2 separate regions of the Mus musculus genome follow, and region 2 is linked to region 1. A link is a loop called in an ENCODE intact Hi-C map of the cell type or tissue named here. Cell type or tissue: heart. All regions are shown on one strand. Each heading gives the region's core, and the rest is flanking DNA. Links, peaks and the distances in the headings are about the cores only. Region 1 holds the start of Foxn2 (forkhead box N2). Region 2 holds the start of Ston1 (stonin 1).

Region 1 (8,167 bases), core at 2,112-7,111:
GACGGCTGAAGTGGGACAATCAATAGTTTGAGACCAGTGTGAACACACAGCGCTCTTGTCTGAAACATAAAAAAAAAGAGGGTCCGCAAGATGACTCATCAGGTGAAAGGACCTGCCACATCCTTGTAACTTCTGTTGACTCTTGAAAACCAACTCCCACAAGAGTCCTGACCTCTACCTGCCCATGTGCCCTGTCTTTTCCCAATCTGTTTTCCCATACATATATTTTCATATATCAATTTCAATTCAAAGCACTTCTCAAACAAATAAGACAAGCTTCTGGTGCCAAAAGAACTAAATCTGTATTATTAAGAAAGAACTATCAGAAAGGCAAAGAATGGCTGAAGAGATGGGTCAGTGGTTAAGAGTATTTGCTAATCTTGCAGAGGAACAGGGTTCAATTCTCAGCAGCCACACTGGGCAGCTCACAACTACCTATAACTGCAGGTACAGGTGTTCTGACAGTAGTTTCCTTAGGCACTTGCACACATGTGCTCTGCATACATACACACTGGCACACACCAACACGTAAAATTCAAATTTTTTAAAAGGCAAGAAAATTCTTGCCTTCTTTACACCTGCAAACTCTAGTTTGCCTCTTACCTGTAACACCAGGATTCAAGATATGGAGGCCAGAGGACCAGAGCCCAAGGTCAGTCTCAGCTACACAAGAGGCTTTGAGACAGACTCACACACACACTCACACACAGTACAAACACACACACAAACACATAGCACAGGTGCAGCACACACACGCGCACACACACACACACACACACACACACCAAAGCTATGAAAATAGTTGACTACAAATTAAATTAAATTTATCAGAATATAACTACTTGGGAAGAATGAAAATGTGTGTTGACAGCAAAAGGACAGCTATTTTTATGGCACACATACTAAAGTTGTATGATAGTAGCTTACAAATGGCTACTTAAAAGAGCTTTGTTTAGACTTTCAGGGCTTTGGTAACTTTGTATGTATAAATGCTAATGAAATCAAAAGACACAGCAAGCCAATAAACCCTACTTTATGATGACAGCAGACAGACCTCCTTGGGTATAAAAATGTCTCTTGCTCACAACTCCAGTCTTAGCACTAAGTACAGTAGATGCTCACAAGTATTTGCCCAGGTTGTTTGTTTGTTTGTTGCTTTATGTAACAGAAAATTAGGTTGAGGGAAATTAAAAAAAAAAACATATCAATCAAAATTGGGTCAAGACCTGTGAACAGGAGCTGTACTTAGTACTTTGCTTCCAAAGCAGCTCTGGAGCGTGAGGAATGTAAGTGAGGAACGCAAAGGCCATAGTCAGTGATGGTTACCCATGGCACGGCAAGTCAGCATGCACCCTTACTGTCTATACTATACAGGCACTTCACCTGTTTACCTGCACTAAACCAACAGCCAAGCCTAATCCTGAGAAATATATCAGGTAATCTCAATTCAAGGACATTCTACGAAATTCCTAAAAACTAGTTGTGGAATAAAAAGGGACATTAGAGAAAAATCAGGCAAATTTGAATGATTTATCTAATTAACAGTAATACTGGAATCTTGTTTCCTTGCTTGTGACAACATACCAGAGTGTGTAAAACGCTAATCAGACAAACTGGGTAAGGTTTTGCACGTTTATGTATTATCAGTAACACCAAAAGAATGATAAAGTCTACAGTAGTCACCTCAAACCTCCCTGTCACCATAGCTAATGCCTGTTACATTCTAGTTTCCCAAGCAACATTTTAGTCCTCAGTACTAACTGCTAGCTCTTAAGAAAATTCATACTAGCCGGGCATGGTGGCGCATGCCTTTAATCCCAGCACCCGGGAGGCAGAGGCAGGTGGATTTCTGAGCTCGAGGCCAGCCTGGTCTACAAAGTGAGTTCCAGGACAGCCAGGGCTACACAGAGAAGGGCTATACAGAGAAACCCTAACCCTGTCTCGAAAAATCAAAAAAACAAACAACAACAACAACAAAAAATTCATACCACTAGCTGTCACCTCTGCATTGCCCCCAAGCTCTGTGGGCCACTCCTACAGGTCGTGTTCACCCTGCCCGCTCCCATTCATCTACATTCAGCTGACTAAACTAAGCATCCTGACTATTAACACCAGCCCTAACTTCATCCCATCGTTACTTTTTCCTTCAGTAGTACTCTTTCCAGTTCCTCCCAGTTCTCTGAGTGCTGGACCACACCGAGTCAAAGGAGTCTTCCTCAAAAGAGGATTATTTCATATTCCAACTCATTCTGGAGGAAATGAGACCATATTTAAATTCAAAAGTAGTTCTTCTCTTCCCACCTTTACTTATAAAAACAGATCTTTCTATTCAACTTCACACCTCACACCACAAATCTTACTTTTTCTTTATTCAGACTAGGCAGAGAGTATATATCTAAAATAAGGCTCTAAGGGTGTCTTGCTGGCAAATAATATATTCTATGTAACTTGCTGTTCAAGGACGTATCTTTTAATTAGGGTAACAAAACCTAACAGATAATAAAACATGAAGGAATCCCTCTTGTCCAGCTCCACGCACTGCTCTTTTGATGGAGCTTACTTAGCACATGGTATTCAATATGGTTTTTTTTTTTTAATTTTGTTAAATCAGTGAGGCAGTAGAGAATGCTACAGCCTGAAAGAATTATATGCTATTACAAAAGGGAAAGAATTTATGGTTGAAAGTAAAGATGGATCTAGAAGTCTGTGATTCCAAGGCTCATAGAACAATCAGTATTTCAGCCAGGCCTTACACTGGAGTGTCCAAGTGTATTTCCAACAGATAAAAAGATACTGTCAACATAAATATAAATTGTAGTACCATGCTGAGGTATAATAATTAAGTTTCTGCAGAACAGTAGAATATTAAGATGGGAGAAAGAAGACTGGAACCAAAGTGTGAAAGTTAACAAAATAAATTTCTTATGCAAGCTTAATTTAAAGGGGGGAGGGGGAGGGGTAGTGGTACACGCCTTCATTCCCAGCACTTGGAAGGCTGAGGCAGGTGGATCTCTGAGTTTGAGGCCAGCCTGGTCTACAGAGAGAGTTCCAGGAACCAGCCAACCAACCAAACAAACAAAATAAATTAATAATAAACAGAGGGTGGCCATTTGGGCGACATTATTAGCATAGAAGTTCTCCCGTAGAAATCAACACCTGCCTTTTCCAAGAAACCTCTCCTACCCTCCCAAGTTTTCTACGACTTCCTTCCCCGCTGACTCTCTTACACTCACTCTTAATCTGACTTTTAGTACGGTTTAACTCCTTGTACTGTCTCAGTTGTGTTTTACTTCTTCAACCTCAAGCCCTGGGCACTCAAAACTATAACTGGAAGACTGTTTGCATTTACATAAAACCCAGTTATTAGTACACAATCTAAAACCAACAACAAAAAAACAGACAAAAAAAATATCACTCTTAAGTTAAAAAAAAAAAAGGACATGAATTTGGGTGGGTGCAAAGATGTGGGTGGATCTGGGGAGTTCCACTGTATGACAGTCTTGAAGAATAAAAATATTATTTTAAAAATAACCATTCTTTTGAGTTGTTAAAACAAACAGCAACGAAACACATAAAGTTAACTGTGGTGGTACACACCTATACAACCAGCTCTTGGGAGACAGAGGCAGGTGGATCAGGAATTTAAAGTTGTCCTCATCTACACGAGAGGCTGATCTCGTCAAGGTCCTGTCTTGAACAAACAAACCGAAACTACATGCAAGCAAGCAACCCAGGTGATGCACCCTACAATTCCAGCATCCATGGTGCAGAGAGGCAGGTGGTTCTCTGAGAACTGCAAGCCAGCCTAATCTACATAGCAAGTTCCAGGACAGCCAGGGCTCCACAGTGAGAGCTTGTCTCAAAACAAAAGAGCCAGGCAGTGGTGGCGCATGCCTTTAATCCCAGCACTTGGGAGGCAGAGCCAGGCGGATTTCTGAGTTCGAGGCCAGCCTGGTCTACAGAGTGAGTTCCCAGGAAAGCCAGGGATACACAGAGAAACCCTGTCTCACAAAACAAAACAAAGCAAAATAAAACACACACAAAAAAACAAAAACAACAAAAGGAAGCTGCAGAAGCAGGAGGGTCACGCCAACTTTGAAGCCAGCCTGGACCACAGAGTGAAAGCCTTCTCAAAACACACACACACACACACACACACACTTGCTGTTTGAGTATTACTTTTAAATTTCACTTTACTTTAAACTGTTTGCAGTGTTCCAGGCTTCCGGCTTTATGTAAATGTCTCTTCACTTCTCTTCAGTTCGTTTACTTTTCTTCCTCAACTATGAACTGTTCTCAGTGGTCAGTGCACACTCACTTTCCAGCCTATCTTCTTTCCTACAGAAAGCTTTACACCCTCTTCGATACCTTCATTAACTTCACTAGAACATTCAAAAGCCCAGTAAACGAAGTCCGAACCATTTCTCCAGAACTCTATAAATGTAAGGGGTTTCCTTCTTAATGGTTTAACAATAACGTAAAACTAAGTAATAACACAAACATGCCATAGAAACAAATTAAAATTGCCGATCAAAAAAATGACGCATGATCTAGACTGTAAAGACATTCTAAATCTTCACTCTCCAGTAGTTTATTTTTTTAACTTTAATCATTTTCTCTTTCACTTTTATATACTATAATTTCCACCTATGAATTCTGCTCAAATCTGACTACATACAAAACTAGTATTTATCCTTAAAAAGATAATTTCATTGCTAATCTGTGTAAAAAGAAACAAATGAGTTTTTTTCATAAGCCCGAAATAATGCCAGAATGTTATCATTTCAGATTCATTAGAATCGCTCGTTATTGGCTTTGAAATTAAAACGATTTTTCTAAAGAGTCGGGGAACTCTTTTTATAAAGACATTGCCCTGTCGCTCTTTGAAGATACCTAACACTGCTGAAATTTTAAGATGAATCATCAAAGTTGCAGCGAATGGCAAAAATGGCAATAGACACCTTACCAGAATTGCAAAGGAAAGCCATTCTACGATTCAGGTGAAACAACTAGATGTGATCGGTTCGGCTTTTTCCACTTCCTCTTATTAGAGCGCAGAAGCCAAGACTATACCATTACAAAGCCCCTGCTGCGAGAGAAGCCTCAAGCTCTCTGGCCGCTAGAGCACTCTATTGCACTCAGCCGGCCACGTGGCTGTCACAATCAGAAGACAGGAGAAAAGAGCACCAACTAACCTGGAAATAATTAACCGCTCACAGCGGAGTTGCAAGTAGGGGAAAAAAAAAAAAAGTCTGTCATTTCTCTGCACTTATGACTCCTCCCACCGCCACCCAAAAGGTGGAAAAAGGAAAGCTTTAAAGCAGAAACCAAGTGCAAGAAGATCTCGAGAGCGCGGCTTCCCAATGAAATTGCTACCCCCAACTCGCGTGAGGTGCGGCGGTGGGAACCCAGGCATTTTGCCGGAGGGCAGCCGGGGGCGGAGTTTGCAGTGCAAGACCGAGCACCGAGCACGTGGACTCCCTGCCCCTAACCTCCCCGGCTCGGCTTCGGGCTGCCGGGCACTGCACGCCGGCCGGCACCCAAGCTCAAGGCCGCGGACCACCGCGCACCCTCCCGGCCCGAGCGCCGGGCCGGAGGGCAGAAGTAACCTCGGCCCCGAAGGAGATGGCGAACAGGAAGTGCACATGTTGCAACGCCGAAACAGTCCAAGTCCCACCCCCACCCCACCCCACCCCACCCCCGGCCCGGGCCAGCCAGGCTTGGGGGCGCCTCCGGCCGCGAGAACCGGGCTGGGGTCGCCACCCCACATCGGGGCCCCGCGCCCGAAGTTTACGCGAGTCCTCCTGGGCACTACTTCTCCGGGCCCAGCCATCCCGCCCGGGCCGGGCCGGGCCCCGGACTGGGACTCCACGCCGCGCGCGTCCCGCTCGGATGGGAGCCGGAGCGGCGACGTGGCTGGCGCGGGCTCCCCGGGACTCTTAGAGCAGCAACTCCCGGGGTCGCAGGTTTCCGCCTGGGCGTCCTCTGCCCTCTGTGGCTCCGACTGCGCGACGCCCCCTCCGGTACGGTCATTACCTCGGGAGAAAACTCCTAACTCCTCACTCCCGGGGACCCGTGCTCGCCTCGGTTCCACACCCCCGGGGCAGCCCACGCTCTGCCGGAGCCGCGCGCCGGGTACACCCCCGCGCAGGGGCGCCAATTCTTCCCGGGACACAAAAATGTCCCGGCGCGTCACGGGACAGCCGCCTCCGCGCCCCCACGCCCAGCGCCGGCCGCACACGCTGCCTCCGCGCCGCGCCGCGCCGCGCGACCCCGGGGACTCACCGTCACTCAGCCGCCGCGAACCAGAGGCGAGGGCCGGGCCGGGCCAGACACAATATGGCAGAGCACCGCAGCTGCTCCCGTGGCTCCCAGCAGCCGCCTCCGGGACACCCAGGCGCGAGCAGGCAGTGGCAGCTGCGGTGGCGGCCGCCGCAGCACCACATCCCCCCCCCCCCCACCCCTCCCGCCTGCTCGCTTCCTCCCCTCCTCCCCGCCCCGCTGCCATGACAACGCGGCGCCAAGGCGCTTGGCCCCGCCCCTCCTTCCGTCCCGCCTCCCGCAGCCCGCCCTTGCCTCGTCCCGCCTCCTACCAGGGCGGCGGCCGCCCCTCCGAGCTGTCGTCCTGCAGGCGGGTGGGGGGGAAGGTGGCGTCCGGAAGGGTGGAGCGGGCTCGGAAGGCAAAGCGAGGGGACGCTGAGGTTTACGGAGCTGGGCGTGCAGGCGGGAAAATGAAAAGCCCTCGCCTGTCGCCCGGAAGGACCTATGGGAGGGCGACCGAGGCGCGGCGCGGCTGCTGAGTGGACGAGCTGGCGCGGGACGCGCGAGTGTCCGCCCGCGACGCGTGTGCTGGGGCTGCCGCGACGGCCCGAACAGCCCCTTGGCTTTGAAAGTGTGGGGACCGGGAAGCTTTCTTGAGAACAACGCTACCTTCTTCTGACTGAAGTGCCGTGGAAACTCTATGCAGAGCAGATTTTAGAGGGGAAATGGGGCTTTGGAATCAGATCCAAATTTTACTAAAGATTTTCTGAGACTCTGTCTCCCAAATTAAAAACCAGTAATAAAAGGCAACACAGCAACAACAAAAATGTACAGAGCTCTCACTAATTGCTGTGTACAGTAATAAGGACTTAATATGCATTGTACACGTATTGCCTACACTGTATTGCGGGTACAGTGCTGCTAGATAAAACGGGAGTGGCCAGTTAATTCTGAATTGCAGACAAATGTAGAATAATTTTTAATGTTAAGGACATTCCCTTCGGGGTATACTTTCTGGTTGCTTCATGTTTTAGTGAATCTGCCAACTCTACAATTTCAGGAATTCCCTTTACATAGAAGGAAACTGAAGCCTAGAAGTAGCCTATCAAACTGCCCTTGGCAGTGAAGGTTTATGTATCAGTACTGGGTAGGGTGAGGCTGGAGGAGTGCCAAGATTTAGAGGTCACCCTGGCCTTCATAAGAAGTTTCTGTCTCAGCTGCGCGGTGGTGGCGCGCGCCTTTCATCCCAGCACTCGGGAGGCAGAGGCAGGCGGATTTCTGAGTTCGAGGCCAGCCTGGTCTACAGAGTGAGTTCCAGGACAGCCAGGGCTACACAGAGAAACCCTGCCTCAGAAAAAAAAAAAAAAAAAAAAAAAAAAAGAAGTCTGTCTCAAAAGGAAAGCAGGGTATAGTGCCTCATTCCTGTAATCCTGGAACTTGGAAGGAGGACATAGGAGACTCAAATGTTTAAGGCCATCTACATAGGGAGAGAGAGAGAGAGAGGACTATTCCATTGAATTTCTAAAAGAAAACTATAGTTTGAGTTTACTGTTATCATTATGAACCTGGAAATTAAACCTTTCAATTTCTATACCCAGTTCTTTAAAAACCATGCTACTGATACCTGTTTCACACAGATATAAATGGATTAAGAGAAAGGGTCTCTAAAACGGAGACATTGCCCGTCTGCTTGCTCAACAAAGCTTCATTTGGTTCCTGATGAGGGGATGTTGACTATTCAATGTCTTTGCATATAAAATGACTGAAGCAGGCTATCTGCTCGCAGTAAAGTAGATGAGCTGTGAATATGGCAGAGATGCAGAGGAATTGTAGGCACCCCGATGTACAAGAACAAAGCCAGAAATATTTGATTCCCTCATTCCACAAACAACATTATTCGTATGAT
Region 2 (8,167 bases), core at 2,151-7,150, 190 kb before region 1:
AAGGTTGCAAAGTCTCCTTATAAGCCCCCCTCATTGAGTCCAAGCTCTTCTTGCCCATCCTTTATCTTCTTTATCATACATATATCTTCCAGTTTTTCCTAGTAATATTTCTGAATCAAACTTTCCATTATTAGAGATCTCCTCTCATAGGGGCTCTCTCAACCATTGCTCACTAACCCAGGAGACCCAGCTATTTCTTCCTCCATCTTGTCCCTTGTACTTTCCATGGACATCCCTGTTCTTAGTGACCCAGGCCCACCGTTCCTTTTACTTGGGGTCTTCAATTCTCTTAACTACTAAAACTTCAGGTTTCTCAAAAACATTGCCTGCCTCAAATATTTCCTGATACAACCTAATCATCATGAGTTGGCTAAAATTTCCCAGAGAACAACAATTAAGGCCTTCAGCCTCCACATCCAGAGCCCCTTGTCCTGATTCGCCTGGGTTGGCTGCTTGGATGGCCTGGGCCAGAGCAGTTTGTTCCTAGTAGACATCAGAGCCATTTCCTTCTCTAGTAATGCCCTCAATCCATTTCCCAGACATTTTTACCAAAGTTTATATGAGGACAAATATGGTATAGACAAAGGCAAAGTGGACAAGCATATAAGAAGAGCAACGCCATCTGTATACTAGAAAGTCCGAGATGCAGTATTCAGGTTGACACAGGTGCTCCTGTGGCCAAAGCTGCGTCATACAGTCATGTTCACAACCATGTCATACCTGATATAATTAATTCAAGGCCAACCTGGGCTACACAGTGAGTTCAGCCTGGCCTGAGCTACAGAGCAAGCATCTGTCTCAAAAAACAAAAACAAAAACAAAAACAAAACCAAGCAGGGATGGAGAGGAGCTGATTTGACTCGCAGCACCCATATGGTGGCTCACACGCATCTGTAACTGCAAGCCCAGTCCATGGGATCCAACCAAGGCACGTTTCAGGCATGCATGCAAGTAGGTACAACGCTCACACTCATTCGCAGAAATGTGTGCGCATGCGTGCAACTAGGCGCGGTCCTCATAATCATCCACAGAGAGTAAAAATAAACAAGACCTTTAAAAACAAACAAATAATAAATAAACAAGTCAAAAACACAAAAGGCAAATTGCGTAACGATAAAGCAGTCAGTGCACAAGGAAGATACAATAATTGTAAATGTCTGGCACCCAGCATTAGAACCCCAAGACCAAGGGAGCAAGGACTGACAGTCAGGAAGGAAGAACTAGACAGCTAAATATAACGCTAGGGGATTCAGGATCCCAGATTCATAATAGAGGCAATACCCAGGTAGACTGTTAATCTTTACAAAGAAGTCTTGAGCAATCCCATCCACCAAATGAGCTTGCCAGACGCACACAGCATCCCAGCACAGACTAGAGCGGACATACCTTCTCAAGCACACATGGAGGAGTACAACAAGGAAGAGTGCATTATCTTAGACCACATGACAAGCCTTAAACTTAGGAAAACTAAAGTAACATAAGCACTTCTGTCTTATACAGGTGGGGAGGGGGTTCCTAGAAATCAATAGCAAAAGGGGAACTCTTGCTTTTGTTTTTCCACCAATGCAAATTGACAAACAAGCGAATTAATATCAAGTGAAGACATTGTGCAATCATGGTTTCAAACAGAGGGGGATGTAAGGGTAAGCTAGAAAATACTGTGAGACAGAAACACAGTCGGGGGTGGTGGCGCACGCCTTTAACCCCAGCACTCTGTGAGGCAGAGGCAGGTAGAAGTTCCAGGCCAGCCTGGTCTGTAAATCAAGTCCAGGACAGCCAGGGTTACACAGAGAAACCCCGTCTCAAAAAAGAAAAACAAAACGAAACAAACAAAACAAGCAAAAAAAAACAAAGAACCAAAACAAAGCAAAATCTCACAGATTTCTAAAATCCGCAATGAAAGTCATGCTAACAGAAAAGACTACAGCCATAAATGGCTACACTAAAAATAAGGGTAAGCTCAAAGAAATTCCACAGCTCTATGCTTCAAGAAGCTAGTCAACAGACAAGCTAAAGGAGAGTTAGCTCAGGTAAAACTAACAGAACAGCAGGGCTGAGACGCATGCAGAAAGAAGACAAGAGGACGAAGAGCGAGCCTTTGAGCCAGTGCTGTTGAAAATGGATGAAAATGAAAAACACAAGATATTTGAAGTCAGCTTCAGAGAGCAGAAAGTGAAGCAATGAATGTCAGAGCCTGGAAAGGGGACAAAAGGGGAGCCACTGTTTAGAGGGTATAGCATTTCATCTGTGCTGGGGCTCAGGCAGTCCACACAGTCCTGTTGAAAACGTGTAAGTCCTTACAGCTAGTTTAGTGAACAATGGAAAAAGGAAATTAGAAATAAAAAGCATTCCAGTGGAAGTCACAAAAATAAAAAGGATTGTACAAGACTGTGGGTAGACCAACCAATAGGAGAGCTATTCTGCACTATTCACTTAAAGTTGTGTTACAAAGGACAGACTTCATGTGCCTTCCCACAGACACTCCCCACACACACACTGCTGGGGTGGGGTGGGGATTTAGGGGGACTTTATGAGGAGCATACACAGGAAGGTTGGGGGCATTTGACTCAAAGCTTTGTTTGTTTGCTTGCTTTTGTTTTTCAAGACAGGGTTTCTCTGTGTAGTCTTAGTGGTCCTAGAATTGACTCTGTAGACCAGGCTGGCTTTGAACTCAGATCCGTCAGCCTCTGCCTCCTGAGTGCTCAGATTAACCACCTGGCAAGTCAACTGAATCAAATCACTAAGTCTTCATTGGAATGATTACTAGGTAGTCACTTTGTTAGTGAAGTGGAAAGCTAGAAATCCAATAAGTTTATAACACACTTCCACCCCATCCACCCACCCCCAAAATATGTGAAGTTTATCATTCAGAGGGTCTTGACTCACGGCCTATCAAACAACCTGTGCTGTGTGTGCATCCATACATTCCTCTATACATACATTCCTCTGTACAGACTGAAGTCCCCCATCAGTAAAGGGCTACATTCCTGTACATAGCCTGAAACCACCCATCAGCAAGGAGAAAAAAAAAAATCAGGACTGACTGAGATACAATTCATAGGCCACTTTCAAAAAACAAAAACAAACAAACAAACAAAACCAGTGTGCACTTATGTACTTTTTAGATTAATAACAGAGTTGTTTGTCCATTGCCGCCAACTTCAAAACATTCCTCCTGCTCCCAAAACAAACCCTAGACCAACCCCAGGCACTCTCCAGCCTCCCCTTCTCCTGGGCCCCGGAATTCACTAACCTACCCTCTATCTTTATGAATTTGTCGCCTCTATGAACATTTCTATTGAGCAAATGCTGTCTCCTTTGGTATAACATAAATTCTTGAAATTAGTCTGAAGACACCAAAGGTGAGGAGCTTTAAGAAGCACATTCCTGAGGGTAGTGAAGTCACAGGAATCCTGGGCACTGCTCTGCCACTGGCTGGCTGAGTGCCCGGTCTCTTCAAAAACCAAGGGTTGGTTACACTAGAACAGTTTTTGGAGTTCTTTCCAGCATTAAAGCAATTCTATGGCAATTGATATCCAAATCAAATGTGTATGTTCAAAAGCAAAAACTATTCCCCACTCAGTTCCAGGACCCTCAGGGCAGAGAAGCCCAGTGCTGGGACTGTAACTCAGGACGAGTATTCTACCACTGAGCTACACCCATTATTTTGAACCCTCCTAGAAGGAGCCCCATTGGACGGAAAAACTGAGACCTGCTGGCACAAAGCTGCTGGGTAAAGCCTCTTTCCTCCCTCTGGGCCCCTGCTTGTTTGATTCACTCAAGCTTGGAAAAGAGCTGACACAAATAAATAGAAGGGGGAGCCTAGGACTGGGCTGAAAACAAAGGCCTCTGCGCATTCCTGGGGGCTCTAAACCCACAAGAAGGGGCTTGAGGCCAGGCCAAGGCCGGGGTGGAGGGCAGGGGGAGGGAACCTCACCGTCGGGCTCTGCCCAGCAGAAGCAATGGCCAAAAACATCAGCCCCTGGGACCTGGCAGAGCCACCAGGAGGATCAGAGGTCCAGGCCCATCCTCGCCCCACCCTCAGAAGGAATCCAGTCCAAACAGCCCTTCGGAGGACAAGACGTCCTGCAAATATTTACTCCAGCAGAGTTTATTATGTTAGAAGACAGATGAGAGATTTCAGTGCAGTCTTGCTGGGATCCCCGCCTAGCGTCTGCCCCTTCTGGTTTCCCTGGGTAGTTTGGGAAGATGGGTGTAGTTTATTTTTCTCTGCCTCTTGTGAGACAAAGAAACTGATTTACACACACACACAAAGAAATTAGCCCATTGCTTTGTAAATGGACGTACCTCTACCCCCACCCCCATTTTTTTGCACACCTTATATAATACCTATGATCTTGAACCCCAAATCCATGCAAAGATTTCTCAATCCTGGCTCCCCAGCCAGTGGTCAGTCTGCCTCCAAGGTCTCTGGTTGGTCCTCTACAGATGGGACCTCAGTGGGAGGCTGGTCTGGTTCCCTCAGTGCTCTGTCCCCTCCTGCCTGCTGCACATCTCTCTTATCTCTGCTTCCCCTCCCTCAGTATCATCCTTCTCCCACATCCCCTTCCAGTCAGCTAGCCCAAAGTCAACAACTAGTGCTCCAACCAAATGCTTTCCTTTCTCCAACCCCGTCCCTACCCCAGAGCCTGGCTCAGAAGGCCCTAGGCCTCTGGCAGGGGAGGTAAGCACGAGCGAGCTTGGCAACAATCTTCCTTCCATGGTTCCTGCCCACAGCTGCTTCAGAGCGCTGGAAGGCAGCTCAGCTTAGTGCAGTCTCCCTTTACCTCCCCCCGCACACCCCCAACCCACCCCTTCCTCCCGCAGCGCCCCCCACCCTTGTCCCCTCCCGCTGCCGCCATCTCCTCTGAGTCCCTCACAGCCACCCCCACCCCGTGTTGGCAGCCACTTGGATCAGAACAAGCTCCTGCCTCTCTTGATACCCCTCCCCCCTACTCACTACTGACAGCCATGCATGAGCAATATCTCATTTAAACAGCATTTGGGCATCTTCCAAGGTCTGGAATCTAGTTGGTTCAGGGCCCAGGAATTCCTGTCTCCTTCCTATCTCTGCTACTTCCTTCAGAGGCAAAGATTCCTCTGTCTGACTCAGGCTCCTTCCCTGCCAGTGAGGCCATGGCCTTCCTGTGGCCCCAACCCTTCAGAGGTCTGTGTGCAGTCCATCTGGATTAGGAGCGAACTTCTAGAACATAGCTCCAGTTAGGCCCAGAAATATGGCAGGACACCAAGATCCTATCTAGGGCATAGAAATTTTATTATGGCAGAAATTTCTAGAAACCCGTTTTTGATATTTAAGACTCCTCAGGGAGATGTTTGCTTCTCTGTAAAACAACAGTTTCTTCACAGTAGCCAGTCTCATAGCGGCTTTGGGACGACTGAACTTGAGAGCAAGTTAAAAGTAGCTGTGTTTGGCTATTCACATCAGGAAAAACGGGGCTGCAGGAAACCATGACACAAGCCTTTTCCCCTTCAACAAATCTATCAAGTGCATTCAGAATCTGCTAAGAGTTTAACCCCCTCCAAATTAGGGGATCTCCACAGCAATTACCCCTACCCTGTTCTAAAGGGTGGGCTAGAAACAGAATAGGCTACAGCAAAGCTAAAAAAAAAAAAGATACATTATTCTTTCTGCCAGTTAAGAAATCAAACTCTTGTACTACAGAGATAACCACAAATAAGGAGATGGCTCAGTGGGAAAAGTGCTCACCATGCAAGCATAAGGTCCTGAGTTTGAATCCCCAGAACACAAATAAAGCCAGGCACAGCAGAAAGGAGAGAGACAGAGAGAGACAGAGACAGAGACAGAAAGAGACAGAGACAGAAAGAGACAGAGACAGAAAGAGACAGAGACAGAGACAAAAAGAGACAGAGACCGAAAGAGACAGAGACAGAAAGAGACAGAGACAGAAAGAGACAGAGACAGAGAAACAGAGAGAGACACAGAGAGAGATAGAGAGAGTAAGTGTGGGTGCGTGTGTGTGTGTGTCTGTGTGTGTGTGTGTGTGTGTGTGTGTATGTGTGTGTGTGTTCCCAGCATGCCTATGGCCAGTGGAAGCTCAATAATCAGCTAACACGGCCTGGTATACACAGAAGCAAATGAGAGACCCTACCTCAAACTGGGTGGAAGTCGAGGACCACCCAGGTTATTCTCCAGCCTCCACACTTAAAACAGGGCACTGACACCAGCACTCACATAGATAAACATGTAGGCATGCACACATGCACCATACATACAACCCACACACAAGATAAAAGCAACAATACCTTACCTTCAACAATAACATTATCACATGCCTTGCAGGTTCGAAGCTCTACTATGAAACATCATCTCTAAGACTATCCCAGGATAAACTTTCAAGTCAGAGGGAAACACTGCCTGTTCTTTCAGTCAGCTTTATCAAGCAGAGATCCTGTCTCATTTGTAAAGACATTTTCTACTTTTTCTACAAAAATCCGGCAAAAAGTACAGAACTCCATACATTGTTGATAAAATAACCTCAAGTGGACTTTTCTCCTTTTTCTAAAAGCTCTAAGCACACACACACACACACACACACACACACACATGCAGTTCAAAGAGTCATTGAATTTTAGCATTAAGAAGAAAGTGCGACTAACAAAACATTTACCAACAACTCTTGTCTAACAGCTGCACATAGGTCTCGTCTTGTTTAACACCCGGCGCTTCAGAGGAGTCAGAGAGGTTAAACTACTTGCCAAAAGTCACGCAGCTCGCAAGAGGCAGAACCTGGCTGAAACCAGGTCTGTTAGATGCCAAAGTCCAATACTCCCAAGATCCCTTTGACCTCCTGGCAGGGAGGTTGTCACTGCCACACCCTTCCTCAAGGAAACAGCTCCCAGCTGCCGAGGTCCCTCCCTAGAGCCAGGAACTAAAGAAGGGTGAGCCTGGAAAGAGTTTGTTTCTCACCTACCACAGGTGTCTTGGACCAACAAGCTTTAGGAAAGGCAAACTCTGGGACAGACACCCCTGCAACACCCCAACCCCCAACCCCAAGAGTCCAGCCACGATCAGGCTAGGCTCACTTCTGAGACTACCTTTATTAACTCAGGCCAACCTGCTTCCTGTCCCTACTTGACTGGCCCTTCAGAGCAGTCTTGGTGCACCAATTGCCCAAATTCTATCTTGCTCCTTACACAGTCCTTCCGTCCCCTCCGCACGGCCCAGGGTCCCTCTATTCTGCTGTTCTTTGCCCTCAGCTCTTCTAGCCCAGCTTCCTTTTCCTTGGCCTTTCCTCAGAAACCATTCAAGGAAGGAATGTACAAAGCTCTACCATCTCCTGAAGATTGTTGAAATCCGACTCGGGGGCCTTCAGCTGGTAAAGCCACATTCCGGATCATTTGTGGCTTTGTCTCCACGTCACTGCCGGTGTGTGGAGAGGAACAGACTCCTTTTACATGGTCCCTAATGTATACTCCTCCATACATTCCAGATGTTGGGGGAGGACAGACGCTGAAGCCGTCCATCCCTGGAAGCTATCAGCTGTACCCCATTGTCATGGTCAGGCAGACTCCCGCTTCAGCCTCTGGGCTCTTACCAAGGCTGAACTTCTCTGACTCTGGCTTTTTGCTCTGTAACAATGCTGAACAATCTAAAGAAAGAATGTCTTAGGGTCAATATCCGCTTGGCTTCATTGGCTGCCCTCCCAAATAAGGAACTCTCAGATTCCTGCATTCCAGACTCCTCCAAAGCTACTTTGTAACCAGATGGACCCTGGCTGCCTCAGTGAAGCCTCTCCTGTGTGCTCTGGGAGGGCTGGGACCCTCAGGGTTGGTACTCAGGAAGCCAAGCCCACAGTGAGGGCATTATGAAGAATTCCCCGCCCCCCCCCCTCAAAAAAAATTTGCTGTGATGGTGTGGTGACCAGTCCCAGGGAAGTTTTCCCTTGAAGAGTTTGAAACGAAAACAAAAGGAGCATGTGCGCGCCTTGCCCCCATCTAGGTCACTCCAAGGCCAAGGCAGCACGGGCCGTTTTATGAGCACATATGTTGCGCACCCCATACTATTCAATCACAGATGTGCAATATTTTATTCATGTGACAGGAAATACCATTTGCACAATATTAAACCACAGCCTAGTCTCCCAGCCTCAAAAATTATCAGCTTTGGTCTCAGCTCCATTCCCCA

Evidence for each region. Peaks named below come from ENCODE experiments on the same cell type or tissue, not always from the same donor. Only the 100,000 strongest peaks of a DNase experiment are listed, where the experiment ranks them.
Region 2: it touches region 1 in a loop (2.3-fold over the local background); 2 of 42 quality-filtered maps call a loop at or near these places.

Annotation. Positions count from the first base shown.
Region 1 is chr17:88,439,003-88,447,169 of GRCm38, reverse strand. It overlaps Foxn2 (forkhead box N2), which reads right to left and starts at 6,466. Exons shown (of 6, transcript NM_180974.5): 1 at 6,286-6,466. In heart, for the core only: a CTCF peak has its summit at 5,123; DNase peaks (open chromatin) are centred at 5,209, 5,559 and 6,509; H3K4me3 peaks cover 2,935 bases; H3K27ac peaks cover 2,175 bases.
Region 2 is chr17:88,626,009-88,634,175 of GRCm38, reverse strand. Ston1 (stonin 1) reads right to left here and starts at 7,621. Exons shown (of 4, transcript NM_029858.2): 1 at 7,314-7,621. In heart, for the core only: a CTCF peak has its summit at 4,175; DNase peaks (open chromatin) are centred at 4,025, 4,645, 5,115 and 6,865; H3K4me3 peaks cover 1,401 bases; H3K27ac peaks cover 3,421 bases.